2 separate regions of the Homo sapiens genome follow, and region 2 is linked to region 1. The links are chromatin contacts, found by Hi-C or POLR2A ChIA-PET in ENCODE. All regions are on one chromosome and are shown on one strand. The core of a region is the stretch at or near the end of the contact, and the rest is flanking DNA. Distances in the headings are between cores, read along the strand shown. Region 1 overlaps TNIP3 (TNFAIP3 interacting protein 3). Region 2 has its middle 36 kb from the start of TNIP3.

Region 1 (7,964 bases), core at 2,580-5,079:
GTGGAAGCTAGTAAAGGAGGCATAGGAATCCCAAACAGGTAGACTTTTGAGTGAGGAATTTTTTGGTGGTGCCCTAACCATGATCAGCCCTCTTCTCTGCTGCTGGCCAGCCATAGTTAGTTGCAGAGCTGTGTTAGTATGGAAAAGGATAGGTTTCAAATGACAACATATCCTGGTCAGGTTCCACCAGGGCTGTCCATGCACAGGTTAGTTCATAACATATTTATTACACACTTAATCTTACATAGTACCGTGCCTTTTACTTGTGATATTCTAAATGTCAAATGAGTAGCATGCTGTGAGTTCACACAAAGATGAGATTATTGAGGGTTAAATGCTAGTCATATTATTATCTATGTTAGAGTCCCCTTCTCATTTTTGTATCTATACTTTCAGAAAATTTCAATAAAGTGAGAGAGGTACAGTAAGAGGGGCACTGTACTATATAATTCAAACCATATGTTTTAGAATCCTATATATCAAATAATCTAATCCCCTTGCTAAATTTTATTAACTGTGTGATTTAGGCGTGTTACTTAAATTCTCTAAGCCTCAGTTTCCTCATGTGTTAAATAGTGCAAAACAAAACCTATTTCATAGCTTTGTTGTGAAGATTGAAATAATGCTTTAAAAACAGGCCGGGTGTAGTGGCTCACACCTGAAATTTCAGCACTTTGGGAGCCAGAGGCAGGAGGATCACTTGAGGCCAGGAGTTCGAGACCAGCCTGGCAACAGACTGGAGGTGGAGCAAGACACCATCTGAACAAAAAATAAAAATAAAAATTAGCTGGGCATGGTGGTTCATGCCTGTAGCCCTATTCATGAGGCTGAGGTGGGATGATTTCTTGAGCCCAGGAGTTTAAGGGTACAGTGAGCTATGATCACACCAGTGCACTACTCCAGCCTGGGTGACAGAGTAAGACTGTCTCCGAAAAAAAAAAAAAAAAAAAAAGCTTAGGTTGGTACATCATGGAGATTTTTTTGTTGTAGTTTTACATCTGTAGACACTGTTACATGGTATGTTTATACATCACAAAGCTCACTACATTTTTCCTAGCTAGACAAAAATCAGTAAGTCTCATACACTGACTACAACATTTCATTATTGCATATTCTATTTAGTTTCTGAATGTCATCACAATTCATTTCTATTTTATGTAATCATTAGCTTGTGTAATATTGGTCCAGCAAGAATCTAATAATGATATATAAATGACCTTATGGTATTACTAAATTCTGTACTAAGTAATTTTATTTTCCAGTTATTAAACTCCAATTCAGAAAGAAAATATCTTTAATAGTCATTCCAGAGCAATATAAAATGGAAAATTATAATTGGGTAGCAATTCTGTTATTATACCATAATAGATTTTAAAATTGCATATATTATGCAACACACATTCCGGTTAATGGTATGCCTTTCTAATAAAACAACTCCATTATTGTTGGAACTCAAGAACTTCATTAAAACCACTGGCTATATTTGTAGTAGAAAGCAAAGAAAAAAGAGAGTCCTATAGTGTTTTGATAAATACCTGGATATTTTATTATGGAATTCTCACATTTCATATTTCTTTTCTATGATGCTGTTGTAATCTATGGCCTTTGTCACTCCCATTGCTGCTGTGTACAGCTGTCCAGATTGCGTATTGTACTTCAGCAGGCTCCATTCACATAGAGTACCATGATGAGCCCCTCAGACTTGTAAAGTTCACAACCTGCAAAACTACATGTGGTGTCCCTGACTCCCTATTTACACTCCATAACAGACTCCTTGTATTAAAAACTAGATTTCTGTGATCTCAGCTCTGACTTCAAACGAGATCAAATTTCAAGAATGGCCTGAAATTAGACTACATAGCTCATCTTCAGCATTTTTAGATAGATTCAAATCTTTGGAAATTAACAAGTTAGAGTCCCAGGTGTGTGTCATATGAGACTTTAAACATGTAGCAGACATTTCTAACTTTTGATTATGTATACTTGATGAGAATAGAAGTGGGATTTTGATTATAGCTCAGTTTATACAGCCCGCTTCTGGGTGGCCTCACAAGACCATAGAAACAAGCAGTAGAAAGTATAGCAGATTCTAGAAAGAAAACAGAAAATGTTAAATCAATAAAAAATAAGATTTAAAAAAGTACTCTTAGTTGTGAGTACTTCATAAGTGACTTTTAGTTTTCCCCAGCATACTTTGAGGTGGGCGTTGTGGGCAACCCTGGCCTAAACTAAGAGCCCTGCCTTGGAGTCTGACATTTAGTCATAAGGGAACACAGTTCCGAGCCTTTGGTTTCCTCTGTCTGTCTGCCAGTGACATTTAAAACATCTGTCTAGCAAACTCAACCTGGAATAGTGGGTGTGCATCTGTGCTTTGTAGTACAATTGCAGAGCTTTGTTGTTGTTATAATACAGCTCTGCTTACAGTTTTCATTTCTAACCCCAGATGGAATTCTGACTCTGAGACTGAAAAAGGAACAGAAGCCAGAATTGAGGTTCATGCATTTCTGCATTCGCACATTTTCTTTGTCTTAAGGAGTTCAATTTAACCCCAGGTGCATCAAATTAAAGTTATGTATGTAACACAACTTTATAGTAAGTCCTCCCCAAGTACGAATGAATGTATGTTGAGTAAACATCCCCAAAAGATCCCATTAAGATGTAAACATGAAAGAATGCTCAATACAGCTGTGGTCTCACCATTTGCCTTGTGTTGTACATCTGGCGGAAGCTGGTCAAGAGCATACCACTGATAGTCTGGCTGTGTGGAACAATACAACATTATTATAGCAATATGGACTTCAAATATAGTGGCATGTCAAAAATACAATTAGGCTATGTGGCTTTTATTAAGCAGGCAACACAAAAGTAATTTCTATCCAAACCTATTGCCAACCTCACTCATCCTGCTTACCCCCCATCACTGCCATCATCTCTCCCTACCCCCTCTTAAATCCACTCTGTGTTTGGCCAGAATTTCTACCACTTTGAGGTTGTGACATATTTTCTTTCTTTTTTTGAAACAGATGTGTTTTGAATATCTGCAGAAGTATAAACACTTGTAAAACTTACTACAGCCCATCAATAAAACAAAGCAACTTAGCATCAACAAATACTCTTTTTGAGACCCTCACACTAGAGGCAATGAGAAGGCCAGGAAAAAAAGTTTAATACAAGTTTTCTAATGGTTTAAGGAAGAAATTTAAGCTATTAAATGGGGATTTGGCATTGACAGAAGTTCAGGATGGTGAAGCAGGGCAAATCTTTCCCTTTTTGCTGTTGTGAAGAACCGATCCAGCAGAACCTATCCTCTAAATTGCTCATATAGTTTAGTCTACAGAGACAAGATTTTTCTCTTGGGATTTTCTCCTAGGTTTACACCAGTTAAGAACAGCTAGATATTGAATGTCGAACAAATTGCATTGAATAAATAGTAAACCCATAGGCCTGAATCATCAAGATATCTCCAAGGCCAGCACCTCTGTATTTAACGCTTAGGAATGGAGCAATCTCAGCTTTACCTGCCCACAAAGCAGGTCTGTCTTTCTGCTCTGAATGCTCACCCCTGCCTCCTACTTCTCCACAAGACACAGAGAATATAGATTTTTTTGTTGTTCTGTAATTCAATTATCTCCTAAAAATAACTTGAGGAAAATTTTTCTAACATGAGCCAACAGAGAGCATTTACAAGGCTGCCAGACCACTGAAAGTAGCCCAGAAAGTTCAATTACTCAATAAGACACTGAGAAATGCTGCTTTTAGTGCAGTTTGACCCCACTGTACCCCTACTCTAGACACCTAGGCCCTTGGCTCCTCTGGCTTATGAAAAAGCTAGAAGAGGAAATGAGATCACCTCTGTTTTTTATCTTCTCGTTTATTTTTAGATGTCTCAAATAACACATAGGATAAGTGACGTGAGCCTCAGTTTTATATTCCAGGAGAGTTGCCAAGAGAAGGTAAATATCCTGTAATGTTACCAACACTATAGCATGTGACTTAATTCAGCCTTCGATATAGACAAGAAACATGAAATATTATTTTTAAATTAACTTTGAGGATTTGGTTGTAAACTCTACTGTTATGCTGAGATTTTTTTCATCTGACTACTGCTTGAAAATGTAGGCCATTCTGGCCAGGCGCAGTGGCTCATGCCTGTAATCTCAGCACTTTGGGAGGCCAAGGTGGGCGGATCATGAGGTCAGGAGTTTGAGACCAGCCTGGGCAATATGGTGAAACCCCATCTCCGCTAAAATTACAAAAATTAGCCACGTGTGGTGGTGTGTGCCTGTAGTCCCAGCCAGTCGGGAGGCTGAGGCAGGAGAATTGCCTGAACCCAGGAGGTACAGGTTGCAGTGAGCCAAGATCGCACCACTGCACTACAGCCTGGATGACAGAGCGAGATGCCTTCTCAAAAAAAAAGAAAAAAGAAAAAAAGAAAGAAAATGTAGGCCATTCTACATGGCTTGGAGTCCTTTTTCAAATATAGGCCTTTATTTGGTGACAATTTTATGTGACCTGGACTGCCTTGCCTTTTTTAATTGACATGGACTGTTTGATGAGCTATAGTAGGTGAATTCCTTCCTTCTTTCCATAAAGAAATATTTGACTGAAACAATAATTTGTACTCCTAGGTAAATGTGAATGACTGATTGGTTTTATAGTTAACCTTTCATAAGAATATTTCTCCAATCCCCCAACCTGTAGAAGCCAACTCCTATAGGTTAATTCACTCCTACAGTAAATTTCTCTTTATGTTTCTCACAATCTGAGTTGACTTCTACATTCTTGAAAAAAAAATTTAATGTTATTGGTAAAGACTGAAAAGTAAGCAAACAGGTAAAGAAAAAAAAGGAAAAGGGGGAGGGAGAGCAGACAGAACTAGCAACCCGCAATAACATGAAAAGACTCAATTCTTAGCGGTGTGCTGTGTCATACCAGGGTCAAATAAGAGATGCTCATTAAATCCTCACATTCCTTCAGCCACCCAAAGAGTCATTATCTCCTCCCTTGGGAAAAGGGTTTTGAGTCACACTCGAACAAAAGTATGAGAACTTTCAGGAAGCCAAGAGAATCATGTTCTCTGTAAGCATTCTGGTAGGAAAATCCCAGTTAAAAATCTTAGATTTTTTCATCATGAGAAACACAATTAATCAAACCTAAAGGGTAGCGGGATTTGTCTGGGTAAATCCAAAATGCAGAAAATGCATATTTTTTTCCTGGATAAATTTCTATCTATGTAGGCAAAATAAAAAGTAGAGGAGGGTAGGTGGAATACTGCTATTGAGAAGGAAAAAAAGGGTGCTTTGGGCCTCACTAATTCAGGTTGACTGTCCAAATCAATTCCCCTCACAAATAATTGCTCAACTCTGCATTTCATTTTGTCTGGGAAGACACAGCCATGGAGAACAACTTAAGTGGGTCACTTTTTCTTGGATCCTTTAAGAAAATCCTTTCAATTGGAAAATGTCAAAATCTATTTTGCACATATGTAGCAATATCCATAGTAGTTCAATATAAATTTACAACCGAACAAAAGCATCTCATTTTTCTTGTTTTGCCATATCCACTTTCCTTTATACATAAATACACTTTATACAGAAAATGTCCTTTGGGTAGAATGAAGTATGCCAATTGAAAATGTTATATGTTGTTCAAGGAATTATTCCCAATTTAATACCTTTCAGTTAATTTATTCGTATCTATGTGTCCTATGGATTCAGTGTCCCAAAGATAATTCTAGTGTACATTGACCACTCCAACTTTGCAAGTTAGAGGCTGAGAGAAAACAGAGGCTCTTGCTGTAGATAATATAATGTGCTGAAATTCCAGAGATGCACATAATTTCTACCAAAACAGTATACTAAGCACTTTTTCAAATGCACTCTTACTTACTGGGTGCTCCCGTTGCTTCTGCACAGCTCCAGGGCCTGTTGGTACCCATGGATCTTGCAGGTGGAAAACCAAGCCGCAGTTACAGGGTGGGCAATACATCTGAGGAGAACAAAACTGTGGGGTCACTACCAGTGGGAGAGACTGAGGAGTTGCAGTGACATTGCTTTATACAAAAGGTTTGGTTTCAATCTTAAGGTTCCACTTAATCTGGCATAATTATAACTCAAAATAGTAAACATGTCAATAGACTCAGGACCAATACAAACGAGGCTCACAGGTCAAGTTTTACCTAAGGTGAAACTATAATCATTTCCCCATTTTGAAGAAATTAGACACACTTGAAAAGTATATAGAGTTAACTTTATGTTTTTGAGTTATCTTTATTGAGGGCCCTCAATGAAGAAAATCTATTCATTGAGTCATAAAATAGGTTTTCTTAAATTGTAGCCAGGGAAAACTAAAATCCAGAAAGGAAATTAGGAATTAGGACAAATAATATTCATTATTTAAGGCTATTAGAGAACCCATGGGATAGAATGCTTCAGTGCTCAAGAAGGCATGTTATTTTTTCAAAAGAGGCAGTATTTGATTTAGTTTTCTACTGTTAATTGTGTCAGCAACTGCATGAAATACCAATGAAATCTATTTCCAGGTGCTTGTGGGTCTAAGGAGCACTAAGACTTGTGCTACTGGTAACATGCTCTATAAAGCATATGCTTTCTATGAGTGTTAGGGTTGAAAGGCCTTGGTGGTGCCTAAGCACTGTCTATCCGTTGATGGTGTAGTCAGTAATGAAAAGCATGGGTTGTTGTAGGTCACCTGTAGCAGAGCTTGAACATGTCTTTAATTGGGACAATGAGAAATGCTGTACATGGGAATAAATGTATGCGTGAAAATTAGATCAACATACCTGTTTTAATTGCTTTTCTAGTTTTTCTTTCTCCATCTGACAAGCTTTTATCTAAAGACAAAACAAAGGCATTTGTTAATCAAGACAAGTTAAAATCATTAATTCCCAAGCCACTCTTGACCTACTCAAGTGTCAGGCATTGACAGCAGTAATACCAACAAAAATAGCCACAAGTTGGTTTTTGCAGACATGCATTGATTCTTAAAATTTCCAGTTGCAGTTTGAAAAATGTGATAGTTTTAAATTGCTATTCCAGTTTTTTGAGGCCATTACAATTCTGTTTTAGGTAGATCTATTTAGATACAGATATAGAAACAATTTCCATTGCTTACTGAATGACATTGGAATTGTCAACCTGACATTCAAAGGCTTCCACAATAAACGTTAGAAGTTATATATGCACTTAATCCATGTCAGAAACTTATCTAAATTTTTTACATGCAATAACTCACTGAATTCTCCCAATCCCTCTATGTGATACTTAATACTATCTCAATTTTATAGATGAGAACACTAAGACATAAGATTCTGAGTAACTTGTTCAAAGTCACACTGCTATATCCCACAGCTTCTCACTACTTAAGGCCCAGCCTCATCTAGATGAATCACCTACCCTGGGTTCCCTTAACTTAAGACACATTTAGAGAAAGCTGGCTTTTCCTTGACTGTTCATTCACATCATTGTCATTCCTACACTCCATGTCCCACATTCCCATAAGGGATGGTCAAATATCCCCTTCTGAATGATACCTTTCCAAGTCCCACTTATCAGAATTATTCTGTCCTCTTATGTAGTGTTGTATATTTACTGTGTGATTTTTTAGACCAATGTGTACTATTTACAGGCAATTCTTGCTGCTTGTGGTGGTCATATTCCATAAAGTCACCACGGACACTGAATTAGTGAATATTGAACCACTGCTCCTAGGAGAAATGTTGGGTTAAGTTTCTGCTAGCCTCTTGTCACAACATTTGTGTCAATGGATCAATACATAACTTTGTTTCATGTGTGTTTCTGATTAAAGACAACTTATTTAATATGTATTGTTGATTAACTCTGAAGTCATGGTCAAGAGTACTATAACATGTCTTAATGAAGCTTCTCTAACACACTTTTTCTCTATAAGGCACATCACATCCTTCATGCTTAGGAATACTAGAGAGC
Region 2 (7,964 bases), core at 2,965-5,464, 61 kb after region 1:
TCAGAAATAAATTGACAAGGTCTACAATACTTTCTTTTTATAGCTTTTGTGTCTAAAACTAATACTGTGATAAAAATCCATTTTAAACCTGTGTTTGTAAATTGCTAAAGGTAAAGAATTAAGACAGATCAACTAGTGATAATGGTAGAGGTAGGTCTTTTTAATAAGTTTTTTCCTGTAACAAGTATAGGTTTTTTTTAAGTTAGAAAATAAATCGACGAATATAATATTTGGCTCTAAAGAGCTAAAATTCTGGAATTGGTATAGGAAGCAATTTTGTGTGGTTGACTATGTAATAGAAATCATAACAATTAAATGTGAAATTCCCAGTTTGGAAAACCAAAGAATTTGTCACATTTTTTTTAATGGAATTACAAATTACCTGAGATATAAAGTATATACAGCTTTGAAGATGAAAAAAATTAACAATTGCTTAGTAATATACATTAATACCAAAGATAACTATAAATATTTAGCAAAGGCTCAACAAATGCTGAATAAATAAATAAATAGAAAAAGCAAGTACTTTAATCTTCTGTATAAAGGTTTTTATAATAATTGTTATAATAATACAATTTCAACGTAGAAAATTTAAAATAAAATTATGATAGATTTGCTTCTATTTTCTTTCGATTTATATACGTATTTTTAAAATTGAGATTAGAGATACATACTGTTTTATATTTTATTTTTTCTGATTAGTGTTTTATCAGTCATTAAAAAAATGTAAGAAATAAAATTCTCCTTCTTTTACTCAAAGAACCATGGGTAGAATAAGAATTCAGTTTAAAGCATTCAAGAACAAACACAAATAGACTTGACTCAAAGTCTTAATGAACTTAAAAAATACAATGTGTTAAATACATCAAAAATGGGAAAAAATCAACTAGAAAGCAGTGGGCTATTTATCAGTGCAATATAAAAGTTGTACTCATAAATTACAAGCAGATGGCTGCTAAGAGTTAAGAAACTTGTTGTTTAGCTTTACTGTTAAAGACTTTGGATGTTCTTACATGAATGCTCTCTTTAAGAACACCTAAGTCCTGCCGGGCACAGCAGCTCATGCCTATAATCCCAGCGTTTTGGGAAGCTGAAGCGGGTGGATCACCTGACGTCAGGAGTTCGAGACCAGCCTGGCCAACATGGTGAAACACCTTCTCTGCTAAAAATACAAAAATTAGCTGGGCGTGGTGGCGGGTGCCTGTAGTCCCAGCTACTTGGGAGGCTGAGGCAGGGGAATCGCTTGAGCTTGGTGGCGGAGTAGAGATTGCAGTAAGCCGAGATCAGGCCACTGCACTCCAGCCTGGGTGACAGAGCGAGACTCTGTCTCAAAAAAAAAAAAAAAAAAGAACACCTAAGTTCAAGCTAAAATACACATTTGAAGTATTTAAATTTTTTAGATAAAAATGAAGAATCGAAGAGAGTAATGAGAAAGAGATTATCTTTAACATGTAAATCTATTCCAAACCTAGCTGGAAAACTAAACATAAACAAAAAACTGGGAATTACCCAAGAATTCTGAAGCAATTTGGGGGCAAATTTAGAAATCCTCCTCAAAATACATTAGCCACCATGAAAGAGAAATGAAGATTGTTGGTATTATTCTTGTTAATAAGGAGAGCCGTATAAGAAAGTCAAAGTCCTTATCAGTGAGCAATGGAATGTCATGGTATAGATTCACTACTATTCAAGTGTTTTGCGCTATGGAAAGAAAAGTTTCTGTAATGACGAATCTTGCTTGACTGAATAAATACACATGTGAAAGATTCACTGATATTACAGGCAAAGGCAATTTTAAATATTGAGTAACTATGAAAATGTTCATCATGTTTTTAAAAATAGATCCTAGAAAAGAACTAGAGGATGCGGATAATAGATGTGTTTCTGGGTGAGTATAAATATTTGTTCTTTCTTAAGGACCTTGGCTAGGAGAAGTTTCATTCTTGTTTTTTTTTTTTTTAGAAATTACTTGTAAGAGAAAGTAAGCAATGACATTTTTAGGACTTTTCAAACCAAAATGCTAAAGCAAAAGGAATAAGCTACAGAGAAAATGCACAAATTTATAGGAATAGGCTGAAAAGTAGCACATGACCTTCATTGTAAAGAATTGCATTTAGAGAAGAAAATAACCCAAAACATATGGATTTGATATATATAGCATAAACTTTCTGGTGCAAAGAGGTTTACAAGGCATTTAGATTGTTTGCTTATGAAATCATTCTCACAGAGCTACAGTGCAAAATTTCTCAATGACTAGATTTTATCATTCATTTGGCAAATAACAACTGAGCACCTATTATGGGCCAGATGCATTTCTTAGTGGTGAGCATATTATGTCAATGAACAAAACAGAAAAAAATCCCTGTTTTCATGGAGCTTACATTTCAAGGTTTCTGTTAAAAACAAAAACTATAGCATTATTTTGCCTCTAAACAAACTTATAGTGAATTTACCCTCAAGTTCCTTAATAAACATGGCTTGAAAGATCTAGTGAAGGCCAACTCAACTGATCAAGAAGATGGGTTGCCTTAAGGCAAAATTTTTAAAAGTTGGTTTATGTGTCTGGAAAATATAAGTTCAAAGACAGTGTTAACAAAATCATGGAATACGTTATGAGAACAAGCTGTTCTTTCAAAGTAATGATGGCCTGAGCTGTCATAAAATATACATATAGCTCTGAGGTATTTAAAATTTTTAAATAAAAATGAAGAATTAGAGAGGATAATGAGAAAGAGACTGCCTTTAACATGTAAACCTTTAAAAGACATCTTTGAAAAGGGTATAGATCCTCTTTGATGGCCAGAGTCACAAAGTTGTAAACAATTAAGAGGAAGTTTAGTGAAATCCTAAAACCAACCAAACAAACAAAGGGACTTGAGAAAACTCAGATGTGACATGGCAGGTCCAGCTGAAAGCACTGAGCAAGGAGAGAGAGTGGATAGATAATTCAAAACAAAAAACAAAGCAAAACAAAAAACAAAACCAGAAAATTTAGGGAAACCTGGGACACACTCATGGAAATGGTGGCGATACAACTTCAGGGAACCAGGAAGGGATGGATGCTAGAGCTGGGAAACTGTTAGTAAAATACTGATAATATCTACAGCACACTAAGCTTCAAGATATCCTATAAAGCTAGTTGTTACTTAGACAGCAGTTTGCACTTAAAAGAAGTCGGACATGAGGTCTATAAGAAAACAATATTACTATGTTTCTAGCCCAGAAATACTCCTTTCTGGCAGAGGTAGATGGGCAGGAAAAACAAGGTCTTCAAAGGCCCTGGTTATGAGCAGGGATCGATGAATGGGAGGAGGAAGTGACACCTGGGAACCATTGATTAAAGATTTCAACCCATGACAAGCTGAGAGATCTGAGATTAAGCTTATCACTGAATTGATCTTTATCTCCCACATTCCTCTATTCTTCAATGGAATTAAGAATAGTGTGTGCACCAAGCTTCAACAGCCTGAGAAGAATGGCCTGGAGAAGAGAAAGCTGATCATGTAAACACAAATTCACAATGCCCAGAATAGAGGCATCATTCTTTTGGTACCCTCAGATAAGAAAGGAAACCAAGGAAGCCTAATCTTTTCAAGTGGCATCAGAGTAGGTAACTTGTCAGGGTAGGTACCTGAGGACGGTTGTGTAGGTTGCTGTGTAACAGCACATGGCTTAGGAGCGAAGGCTGGGATACAGCCCATTCTCTACTTGCCCAGCCAAGACACCTCGTGTGGGGCTGCATATGCCCAGAAGAAAGGGTGCTTTTTTCTCAATTACACAAAGGCACTACACAAGCTAGCATTGTCCTGGGAACTGCATCCCCTCAAAAACCACGGTCAGAGGCAGAGCCCTTACCTGTCAATATTGAGATGGCATTTGGCATTTCTTTCTTTTGTGTGTTGCAACACTGTGACCACGTTCACTGGGTTCCTTTACTGCCCCCACATGGGCACAGACATGCTAAGGGAGCTTCCTCTTGCCTTGGTTCTCACCCAAATAGGTAACACCAACCACCCCTGAGAATGCTGAACAATGGGTTCACCGAGACAACTGCAGAAGAGTTTCGACAGAGATGCTACAAAATTACAAATTCCCTTTTGCATAATCCACTAAGAAGAGGAATATTTACAGTCCAAGATTTCTCAAAAACTTTATAGTAGGGCCCTCAGTAGACTTTATTTAGACACAATGTCTCAAAACTGTACCTAGTTAGAACTTGTCAGGCTCAGGGGGTTTTCCACACTTCTGAGCAACGTTTTTCATCTTTACGCAGAGCTTTGACAGTTGGCAGCTGTGGGGTCCCTGGCAGTCTCTGGATTCATAGAGACCCCCGAGCACACATACCCTGACCAGTGGGCTCCTGTGGTGCTTTTAGTAACCACCAACAAACTGCTGTCTTTTCCTATGATAGAACAATCTAGTTCAAAGAGAACTGTTGCAAACACTTAATGCCAAAGCTATTGGTTTAATGATCCTGGAGTTACTGCCAGTAATCAGGCACCTTGGCTACCTTTTTTTCAACAGATTCTTTGTTGTTGTTTATTTTTGTTTTAATTTCCTCAGAGAGCTTTTTGTTCCTTTTTATCCAGCAGATTTCTGGAACCCCAGCTCAGCTGGCCATTTCAAGTCCTCTGTTCAGGCTCTGTTAAGAGAACAAACAAAACTGTACTGGAAAATCACTTATCATGGGTAGAAATAAACCCGGAGGGAAGTGTCACAAAGTGAAACTGGCTTTTTGGATCTGCTTGGTGAGAGTGAAAGTAAAGGTCAATTTTTGGTAAGATACTCTGAATATTAGCAAAAGTGGAACTGTGTGCTGGGGAAGAGAGTAGGAGTTGAAGGTCAAGGGGAACTTTGGTGGCTGCAATAACCATGATTAATTTATGAATGGACTCTAAGCTATGTAAATGGATGCTTCTGATGAGTCTGGATGAGTAGGGGGCAGGAAAGAAAGTTTTGAGGTATGAGGAAAGTCCAGAAAACATGCTAATCAAATGTTCCATGAAAGGGGACAACTGAGTGGCCATACTGATGCTTTATTTAGTGCTTGGAAGGACCACAGGAGGGCTTACTGCAGAAACCACAAGGACGTTCTATGCAAGATGGCGTGTGGTCAATGGCTGGCTTCTTACAAAGCAGCAGGGTCCAGAGTGGAACATCTTGTTACTAGGCATTGTTTTGTATCTCATGTGTTTAAAATTAGTTTTTAAGCATTATATTGTATGTCTCAAAATAAAACAAAACTCCCAAAATAAAAGACAATAGGTTTTCTAAGAAGACATAAATATGGTTCTACAGCATGAGTATCATGATTTTTGCCTTAGGCAAACTTAGAGCTAGAATGTTTGTAAGAGTTTTCTAGCTAAGCCTATCTAGCTTCATGCAATACATGTCTGCATGTTGTTCTCCCAGGCTTGTGTCATGATGGGAAGAGCCCTGGACCTGGAATCAGAAGAGTTGTATTCTAGATTAACCAACTAGCTATGATTTGGGCAATTACTTAGCTCATTCATTTGTATATTAATTAATACACACATATTCATTTATTCAACAGTTATATATCAAGAATCTGCTATGTATCAGTACATGAGGATCACATTTTCCTCATATGTAAATTAAGGAAACTGCCTAAACTCCAACATTGAAATCATATAATTTATTTTAAATGTCACATTATTTTGAAGCATTGAGATAAAAATCTAGGTCATCTCACAAACAAATGGAAACATAGCCCATGCTCGTGGATGGGTAGAATCAATATTGTGAAAATGACCATACTGCCAAAAGCAATCTACAAATTCAGTGCAATTCAAATCAAAATACTACCATCATTTTTCACAGAACTAGAAAAAACAATCCTAAAATTCATATGGAACCAAAAAAAGAGCCCACACAGCCAAAGTAAAACTAAACAAAAAGAATGAATCTGGAGGCATCACAATACCCAATTTCAAACTACACTATAAGGCCATAGTGACCTGACAAAGCAGCATGGTACTGGTATAAAAATAGGCACATAGACCAAGGGAACAGAATAGAGAACCCAGCAATAAGGCCAAATATTTAGAGCCAACTGATCTTTGACAATGCAAACAAAAACATAAAGTGGGGAAAGGACTCCCTATTCAACAAATGGTGTTGGAATAATTGGCTAGCCACATGTAGAAGAATGAAACTGGATCCTCATCTCTCACCTTATACAAAAATCAACTCAAGATGGAGCAAAGACTTAAATATAAGACCTGAAACCATAAAAATTCTGGAAGATAACATTGGAAAAACCTTTCTAGACATTGGCAAAACCTTTCTAGACATTGGCTTAGGTAAAGACTTCATAACCAAGAACCCAAAACCAAATGCAACAAAAACAAGATAGATGGGATTTAATTAAACTAAAAAGCTTCTGCACAGCAAAAGAAATAATCAGCAGAGTAAACAGACAACCCAGAGTGGGAGAAAATCTTCACAATCTACACATGAAACACAAGACTAATATCCAGAATCTACAAGGAACTCAAAGAAATCAGCAAGAAAAAACAGATAACCCCATCAAAAAGTGGGCTAACGACATGAATAGATAATTCCCAAAAGAAGATATAAAAATGACCAGCAAACATGAAACAATGCTCAATTCACTAATTATAAGGAAAATGCAAGTCAAAACCAAAATGTAATACCACCTTACTCCTGCAAGAATGGCCATAATCAAAAAAATCAAGAAATAATAGATGTTGGCATGGATGTGGTGAAAAGGGAACACTTTTACACTGCTGTTGGGAATGAAAACTACTACAACCACTATGGAAAACAGTGTGAATATTCCTTAAAGAATTAAAAGTAGATCTACCATTTGATCCAGGAATCCTACTAATGGATATCTACCCAGAGGAAAGGAAGTCATCATATGAAAAAGATACTTGTAGAAGCATGTTTATAGCAGCACAAGTCACAACTGCAAAAATATGAAACCAGCCCAAATGCCCATCAATCAATGAGTGGATAAAGAAAATGTGATATAGATAGATAGATAGATAGATAGATAGATAGATAGATAGATAGAAAGATACCATGAAATACTATTCAGCCATAAAAAGAAACAAAATAATGGCATTCGCAGCAGCCTGGATAGAATTAGAGACCATTATTCTAAGTGAAGTAACTCAAGAATGGAAAAACAAACATCATATGTTCTCACTCACAAGTGGGAGCTAAGCTATGAGAACTCAAATGCATGAGAATGATACAATGGACTTTGGGGACTCAGGGGAAAGAATGGGACAGGGGTGAGGGATAAAAGACTATACATTGGGTAGTGTACACTTTCCGGGTGATAGTGCACCAAAATCTCAGAATTCACCATTGAAGAATTACTCATATAACCAAACACCACCTGTTCCCCAAAAACCTATTAAAATAAAACATTCAAAACAACTTAGGTCATCTGATATAATACATAAACTTATTTATCAGGTTATTGGACCATGTATTTTCAAATAGTAGCCTGTTTTATTTTTTAATGGATATTTTACATTATAGAAATACACCCATTTTAACAAGCAAACATTAGAGAACACAAAAAAGTTAACAATATTCTTATGCTTCCTTCAGTTCCACTCTACTCTGATAATTAGTATTAACATCATTCTTCCATATTTTTCTCTGTGTTTATACAAATATAAGTAGAGTATATATACAATATATGTGTGTATATATATATACTAATACACAAAATATTTTTCTTTCTTTTTAAAATATATATATATTTTAAATTAAATATTTAATATTAAAACAAATATTGTATTATATATAACTCTGCTATTTGGTTATTTTGCATTTATGAAAAAATCTCTGACTATTCCTTCAGTTCATACATATTGCTCTAATTATTTTAAATAGCCAAATAATATTTGAAAATTATGAATGGACCAAATTTACTTTGTGAAAGAAAAATAAATCTTAGGGCC

The links. A loop is a pair of places that touch in the nucleus more often than their neighbours do. ChIA-PET counts read pairs that join two places held with the same protein, here RNA polymerase II (POLR2A). Pooled maps may share reads with other maps.
Region 2: a map with no recorded cell type shows a loop between it and region 1 (6-fold over the local background). The contact joins two enhancer-like sites. A Hi-C loop is called at or near these places in 1 of 168 maps with a recorded cell type or tissue (naive thymus-derived CD4-positive, alpha-beta T cell), 2 of 37 single-sample maps with no recorded cell type and 4 of 50 pooled maps. POLR2A ChIA-PET finds 5 or more read pairs at or near these places in 5 of 52 experiments (CD4-positive, alpha-beta T cell, T-cell, activated naive CD4-positive, alpha-beta T cell and 1 more).

What each region holds. Positions count from the first base shown.
Region 1 is chr4:121,135,927-121,143,890 of GRCh38, forward strand. It overlaps TNIP3 (TNFAIP3 interacting protein 3), which reads right to left. Exons shown (of 11, transcript NM_024873.6): 8 at 6,800-6,850; 9 at 5,890-5,988; 10 at 2,698-2,758. Among named protein-coding and RNA genes, the nearest start is that of TNIP3, 24 kb to the right of the region's middle. Within about 2 kb of position 3,830, at least 3 of the 41 ENCODE cell types and tissues checked have a DNase peak (open chromatin) inside an H3K27ac peak, as active enhancers do.
Region 2 is chr4:121,196,202-121,204,165 of GRCh38, forward strand. It overlaps a transcript of TNIP3 not described here. Among named protein-coding and RNA genes, the nearest start is that of TNIP3, 36 kb to the left of the region's middle. Within about 2 kb of position 4,215, at least 4 of the 41 ENCODE cell types and tissues checked have a DNase peak (open chromatin) inside an H3K27ac peak, as active enhancers do.